2 separate regions of the Homo sapiens genome follow, and region 2 is linked to region 1. Evidence: chromatin contacts called from ENCODE Hi-C or POLR2A ChIA-PET data. All regions are on one chromosome and are shown on one strand. The core of a region is the stretch at or near the end of the contact, and the rest is flanking DNA. Distances in the headings are between cores, read along the strand shown.

What was found. Hi-C counts contacts between places; a loop is a spot of excess contacts on that map. ChIA-PET counts read pairs that join two places held with the same protein, here RNA polymerase II (POLR2A). Pooled maps may share reads with other maps.
Region 2: a loop to region 1 is called in a map with no recorded cell type, with 3 times the contacts of the local background. The contact joins two enhancer-like sites. A Hi-C loop is called at or near these places in 1 of 168 maps with a recorded cell type or tissue (heart left ventricle), 11 of 37 single-sample maps with no recorded cell type and 5 of 50 pooled maps. POLR2A ChIA-PET finds 5 or more read pairs at or near these places in 2 of 52 experiments (OCI-LY7 and activated T-cell).

What each region holds. Positions count from the first base shown.
Region 1 is chr17:69,114,027-69,117,527 of GRCh38, forward strand. It overlaps ABCA6 (ATP binding cassette subfamily A member 6), which reads right to left. Exons shown (of 39, transcript NM_080284.3): 12 at 1,350-1,460; 13 at 736-911. Among named protein-coding and RNA genes, the nearest start is that of MIR4524A, 16 kb to the left of the region's middle. Within about 2 kb of position 1,970, at least 6 of the 41 ENCODE cell types and tissues checked have a DNase peak (open chromatin) inside an H3K27ac peak, as active enhancers do.
Region 2 is chr17:69,174,144-69,177,644 of GRCh38, forward strand. It overlaps ABCA10 (ATP binding cassette subfamily A member 10), which reads right to left. Exons shown (of 39, transcript NM_001377321.1): 23 at 1,263-1,370; 24 at 464-634; 25 at 138-251. Among named protein-coding and RNA genes, the nearest start is that of ABCA6, 34 kb to the left of the region's middle. Within about 2 kb of position 1,733, at least 6 of the 41 ENCODE cell types and tissues checked have a DNase peak (open chromatin) inside an H3K27ac peak, as active enhancers do.

The DNA of each region.
Region 1 (3,501 bases), core at 720-3,219:
CTAGAAATACCATTTGACCCAGCCATCCCATTACTGGGTATATACCCAAAGGATTATAAATCATGCTGCTATAAAGACACATGCACACGTATGTTTATTGTGGCACTATTCACAATAGCAACACTTGAAAACAACCCAAATGTCCAACAATGATAGACTGGATTAAGAAAATGTGGCACATATATACCATGGAATACTATGCAGCCCATAAAAAATGATGAGTTCATGTCCTTTGTAGGGACATGGATGAAGCTGGAAACCATCATTCTCAGCAAACTATCGCAAGGACAAAAAACCAAACACCGCATGTTCTCACTCATAGGTGGGAATTGAACAATGAGAACACATGGACACAGGAAGGGGAACATCACACATGGGGGCCTGTTGTGGGGTGGGGGGAGGGGAGAGGGATAGCATTAGGAGATATACCTAATGTTAAATGACGAGTTACTGGGTGCAGCACACCAACATGGCACATGTATACATATGTAACTAACCTGCACGTTGTGCACATGTACCCTAACTTAAAGTATAATAAAAAATAAAAATAAAATCCAAAATGATTCATATTATGCAATTTTAACCACTCATTAAAGCAGTCGATATTTGTTATGGGACCTCTTTGCCTAAATTTTATTCATAACAGGGCAAATAAATCATTGAAGAGAATTCTGTGGTCATGATTTAATTTGGTAAGTGGTTGGCAGGTCAGTTAATCCAAGCATGCCCTCCTACCTCTTGTTCCACTTCCTTTAGATGAATCCCTTTTATTTTAGCAAACAGGCTGAGGTTTTCCTTCACGGTGAGTATGTCAAATTGAACATTGAATTGAGGACAGACGCCAGTTATCTTTCTGATTTCCTCCAAGTCTTGCATTTCAGAGAGATTTTTATTATAGATGGTAACTGATCCTAAGAATAGAAGTTAAAAATAAAATTGGCAAGATAATACATTCTATTAATATTCATAGATCTCATTTAAGAAAATATTGGCATATGTTCACAAATGTCTAAAATGATTTGTGAACTACTATTCTTGACATAAATATATGCTTATAGAACTGCATATATGTGAACACAATTTGTGAACTACTAATTATTCTTGTTACAAACATATGCTTATAGAACTGCACATCTACCCTGAAATATCACACAATGGAATAAAGATAATAATTTTTATAAAATTGCAGAAATATGAAGTATATTCAAAATTATGTAGCTCTTGGAAACAACTTTAGATAAACATTATTTCTCTTAAGCCATCAAATTTAAAATTTAAAATGAGAGGCATATGCTTGACCTCATTCTATTATAAGACATCTTGCCTTTGAGAAATTTCTTTTTACTCACCTTCTGTTGGAACAGACAATCCATTAAGAATATTTAGCAGTGAAGATTTGCCAGCTCCACTGTGACCCAGGATTGCCGTGATTTGACCTTCATATATGTCAAAGAGCAAGCCTATTTTTAGAACAAATTGTTAACAAATTATTAACAGTATAAACAGAAAGGCATTAGACAGGCCTGGTCCCAACATAGAACAAGGCTATTTAGTTTAGTGGCATATTTCTCAGCATTTCAATACTTTAAAATACACAATGATCAATATTTTCCTAATTGCCAAAATAATATGTGACAGAACTATAATAATTAAAATAATATGTTACTGGTGCAGGATATAGTGACCAATGGAACAGAACAGAAGTCTAATATGGACCAAAGAAAATATAAAAATAAAGATTAATAAAATGACCTTTCAAATGTATTAGAAAGATGGTTTATTTAATAAATAATATTGGGACAACTAAACAAATACATTAACAAATTTTATGTTTGTAATTTTTTTTTTTTGTTACAGGATCTCATTCTGCCACCTAGACTGGAGTGCAGTGGAGCAATCACAGCTCACTGCAGCCTCAATCTCCCACGCTTAAGCAATTCTCCCACGTCAGCTCCCTGTAGCTGAGACTATTGGCCCACGCCACCACACTTGGCTAATTTTTGTATTTTTAGTAGAGACAGGGTTTTGCCATGTTGCCCAGGCTGGTTTCAAACTCCTGAGTTTAAGCAATACACCCACTTCGGGATTTACAGATGTGAGCCACCATGCCTGGCCTGTAATTTTTAAATGCAAAGTATACGGTGTTTTCCAGGGTAAGAGGGAAGTGATACTGGCTGTTGGGACTGACCCACAGTAACTGGAAAAATTAAATAGAAGCCTCAGTTTCGTCATCTGCAAAGTGAGAGATATATTAACATGTCTTTCACAGGCCTAAATGTAAAATGGTACATGTAAATCACTTAGCATAGTTTCCCGCACACACCAAATCCTCAATGAAATCTAAGTGTTTATTGCTATTGTTGTCGTTGTCATTATTATTCATTATGTATTGCTTGTGGGAGTATGACTTTTTATGATTTTAGAGGGAAATAATTTGAAATATGAATCAAGAATCTTGAAAGTATGCTTCCTTTGAATAATTCTGCTTCTAGAAATTTATATTCAAGAAACAATTTATGACATTTACAAAGATTGAACAAGGCTGTTCATTCTAGTATTTTTTATTACACTAAAAATTGGAAACAAATTGAATCTCATACATTGGTGTGTTAATAAGTTAGTCGTGGTATCCATATAATGGAATGGTACTTAGCTTCTGAAAAGTAGGCCATAGATAAAAGATTTCAAAAGTGTGTCCCAAAGGTGTTGCAGATGTGCTCCAGAAACTAACTCCATGAGGAAGGAAGAGGAGGCTAAGGGATTGCAACTTCTTCCCTGATTTCCCAAAGAGCAGCTATACTTGGTTTGAATTCATAATCATATTTTTAATGTGTTGATGTCCAATGCTTTTAATTTTTTAAGGTGCTGCTATTTTTAAAATGAACAAAATTCTTAAAGAAGTTTTTTGTTTAGACAAAAAGAAGTTCATGACTTGATGAGTACAAAGGTAGTTCAAAATGTGCTCCAAAACTTTAAGTAATCAATTTAAAATTATTTCAGTATCTCCTGAGCTAACATTAAAGAAAGAAATCACAGCTCTAGATGGTATTTGATGAGAGAAACCTAGAGAGAGAATAAAATTGCTCATACAAATACATTAAATTCTCAAAGACCTAATCTAAAAGCAATGAATAAGACTGAATTAGAGGATGCTGTATTTATTAGAAAATACACGCAATATAAACACAATGGTCGGAGAACTCTACACTTCTGGAAGGTTCATGGCTCTTCTTTTTCAGCTTTTAAGGCTTCTGTCTTTTATAAAAATCATTTTTATCCCTCCTAAAAATTATTTTTAATAAAAGTAAATAGTCCTCCATGAAATCTAGCTACTCACTTTGATGTTTGCTTAAATGTCTGTTATAGAAAACTGTATGTTAGAATATTTTGTATCAAAATGTGTTTTTTCATTTCAAATTATAACTTAGGTTTGTTATAGGATATTGACTTGTGAAATTTAATTCATAGTCAATGGTTTTACTCATCTTGCTTTAGTTAACC
Region 2 (3,501 bases), core at 483-2,982, 60 kb after region 1:
CAATAATGAAAGTACAAAAGAAAAACAAACAAAAAACCCTCCATTCTCTTCTAAGCAAAGTATTTATACTTAAATTTGCATTTAAAAAAACTTCAAGGAAATTTAATATAAATGTGCACGCATGTATATATACTTACAATAAAAAAGCCAAAAGACCAAAAGCCATTATTTTTTCTCCACTTGCGAAAGATGAATGAAAGCACATATGTGAGGAATATAAGAGAAACTGCACAACCAATTATGCATACCACCTGCAAATAATGAGGATCAATGGCAAGATTAGAAATGGCAGGTCATAGAGGGAAAGAGGAGGGGAGATAATCAGGTCATAAAGCTGCCTAAGGCAATTTTCTTATTTTCTTGCATATTACATGCCTTTTGCTAATGACAAAACATTCATGAAAATGAATTTTCATTTTGATTCTACTATTATAATTGGCTTGTGGAAAAAATGATCACTTACCAAAACAAACATGAGTTCCCATGAAAGCTGGAATCCCAGAAATATGAAGTAGTAAATTAAATGTATTGAAAAGAGAATCAAGAAGTATAATGGAATGTCCACCAGAGCCTGTCCACACCAGTATGCTGAAGGCCAGAGGCCTGAAATCCATAACTGGGATTGAACATTTTTCTGACAAAGAATAGAAGGGATAGAGGAAGGGATCTTAGTTTGAAAAGATTTTGTGGTTATGTAAAAAAAATTGTTTAATAAATTTTAGAAATAGTATGTTATAGTGTCTGTGTGACAAAAAGCATCCTCCTAAAAATCTAGCATCTCCAATGGAAATGTGTAGTTATTGGTTCAACAGAAAAGTCTCAGCTATTTTTAAAGTTAATTTACCCATTGATACAGATTAATGAAGATGACTACACTATATATTTTTAAAGCCCAGTTTATTAAAGCGTAGTTAAATAATTGGAAACACTGTATGTCTGACATTTCATGCTATAGTTAAAAATCTAAATTCCCTTTGGAACTGTGAAATAACTGCATGGATCAAACAGTACCACATCTTCATCCCTGAAGTTTATTTAGCATGATTTCCCTTACAGCTGTGGCAATTTTATTGTGCTAAATGGTAAACTTTCTGACCTCTTTGAAATCATGTGTTTACTATAATCTATACTGATATTAGATTGTAATGTATGTGTAAAAACATTAACCAAAGTACAACTGTGTGTGTATAAAACAATAAAATTGCAATTACTACAGTCAAATAAAATCAATCTCAATCTAATTTCCTCTCTCTCCCTCTTACTTTATAATCGCTGATGCTGCTCATGCCGATAAAAGGAGAAACGCAGTTTGTGATCAACAACAAAAATATGGACCCATCTATAAAACCAAGATCCAGCACTATGTCATCCTGAAAGATGAAAACACATCAGTAAGCTGTTGCAATTGTTACAAATTATACAAACATTATAAGATACGTTTCCAGGAAATAAAGAAAAACTCTAGAAGCATTCACCTGATTTAAGAAGCAAAGAGACAAGCAAACATGTTTTGTTAACCTTAGTGGCAGGTTCCATTCCCAGGAACAGCATGATATAAAAGAAATTCAAAATCTCAATTTTATATGTATATACGGTAGTCTCCCGTTTCCACAGGGGATATATTCCAAGACTCCAAGTGGATGCCTGAAACCTGGATAGTACCAAACCCTATACATAATATGTTTTTTTAATCTGATAACTGAAATGGCTACTAAGTGACTAATGGGTAACATATACAGTGTGGACACACCAAACAAAGGGATGATTCACTTCCTGGGTGGGAAGCAGGACAGGGCAAGATTTCATCATGCTACTCAGAACAGCATGCAATTTAAAACATATGAATTATTTATTTCTGGAATTTTCCGTTTAATATTTTAGAACTACAGTTGACCAAAGGTAACTGAAACATCAGAAAGCAAAATCACTGTGAAGGGGGACTATTGTACTTAGAGGGCATGAGCAGTTTCTCTTTTACATTTACATCTGATATTTTAGGGAGCTACAGTTATCATATCTGAAGCACTGAGTTAAGTTGTCATTTGTTCCAGTTCCCTATTTCCAAGTTGGCCTCTAATAGTGATTGTTGTGAAGCTGGACTTATGCTTAGGCATTATGCCTAACTACGTGCAAGATACAATTAGAAGAGAGCAAATCTTCCCTGCCTACATAATTTGACTTCTAAAATTGTTTAAATTAAACAATTGTCAAGGCATTGAGGGGTCTTTAAGTTTTTTTCAAGACACTGTAATTTATTATTATTATGACAAAAAAAATCTAAAGAAAAGGAGTGCAGAAAAGGTAAGTTTTTGTCATAAATGCAGGTGCAGGTGGAAGGGCAAAAAAGAAGCAATGAAAAGGTTGTTCTAAGAGTATTAGTAAAGATGTGGGAAGAACCAGATTACCAGGGGCTAAATAAATGCACAATCATCAGTGTAAGGGAAGGGTAACACTTATGACTCCATATCCCTGCTTCCCAGTATCACCCCTGGGAAAGGATATTACCCATGTTGTTGATCCTGTTGCTTAATATTAAATGGGCCAATGTCATTGGTTGATGCACATATCTGTTTTCCTCTCTAAGAATCGGACAAGACTTCATCATGCTACTCAGAACAGTGTGCAATTTAAAACTGATAAATTATTTCTAGAATTTTCTATTTAATATTTTTCAACCATGGTTGACCAAGGGTAACTGAAACCGCAGAAAGCAAAATCATAGATAAAGGGGGACTACTGTACTTAGAGTGTACAAGCAGTTTGGGTCCAACTAAAGAGATACCTTTTTTCTCCTTTATATCCTGCACTCTCTACTTGGGTGTACTGCTTAATTTTGCTACCCTAAATCTCTGCTTTTCTTTGCTCCCCCATCTCTCTTCTGCATATCCTCAACTTCATCCTAATGATTCCCAAAGTATGCATTATCTCCATCTACTTCTCTGGGTTCCTTGCTTTTAAAATATTCTACAGAAAGTATCTACTTGGGTATACTCTGCTTTATCTAATATACTAAGTCAAAAACTAATACTAGCATCTCCTCCAAATAAACTTTCCTTTTCAACTTCCCCATTTCTATCAGTAGTTTTGTGACTGTTTCAATTTCCTAAGCTACAAAATTGTCTTCTTACATGCATACCTCTTTTTTATACTTCTTTCAATCTGCCATTTAATGCTACTATTCTATGAAATTCACATGAGTTTTTCTTTTGTCACTTATTCCTCTTCCTGTATGCTGGTCCAGACACTTTTGTTAGCTTCTGTTGGTCCTTGACTGGCATTTGAATATTAATATATGGTAGGAGGATCAGGGGGTCCAGATACACAGAAGGTCAGAGCTAACCAGTGAAAGTCATTATTAGGCAGAGTTCTAATATAGGCATTTGAATCCTTCACCATTGGGATTCCAATGCCATATTAGAACTTGACTTGTGAATGTCCAATTACGTTCCTTAGTATATTTCTATTTATAACTTAAGTATATCAACTTCAGAGGCATTAGTG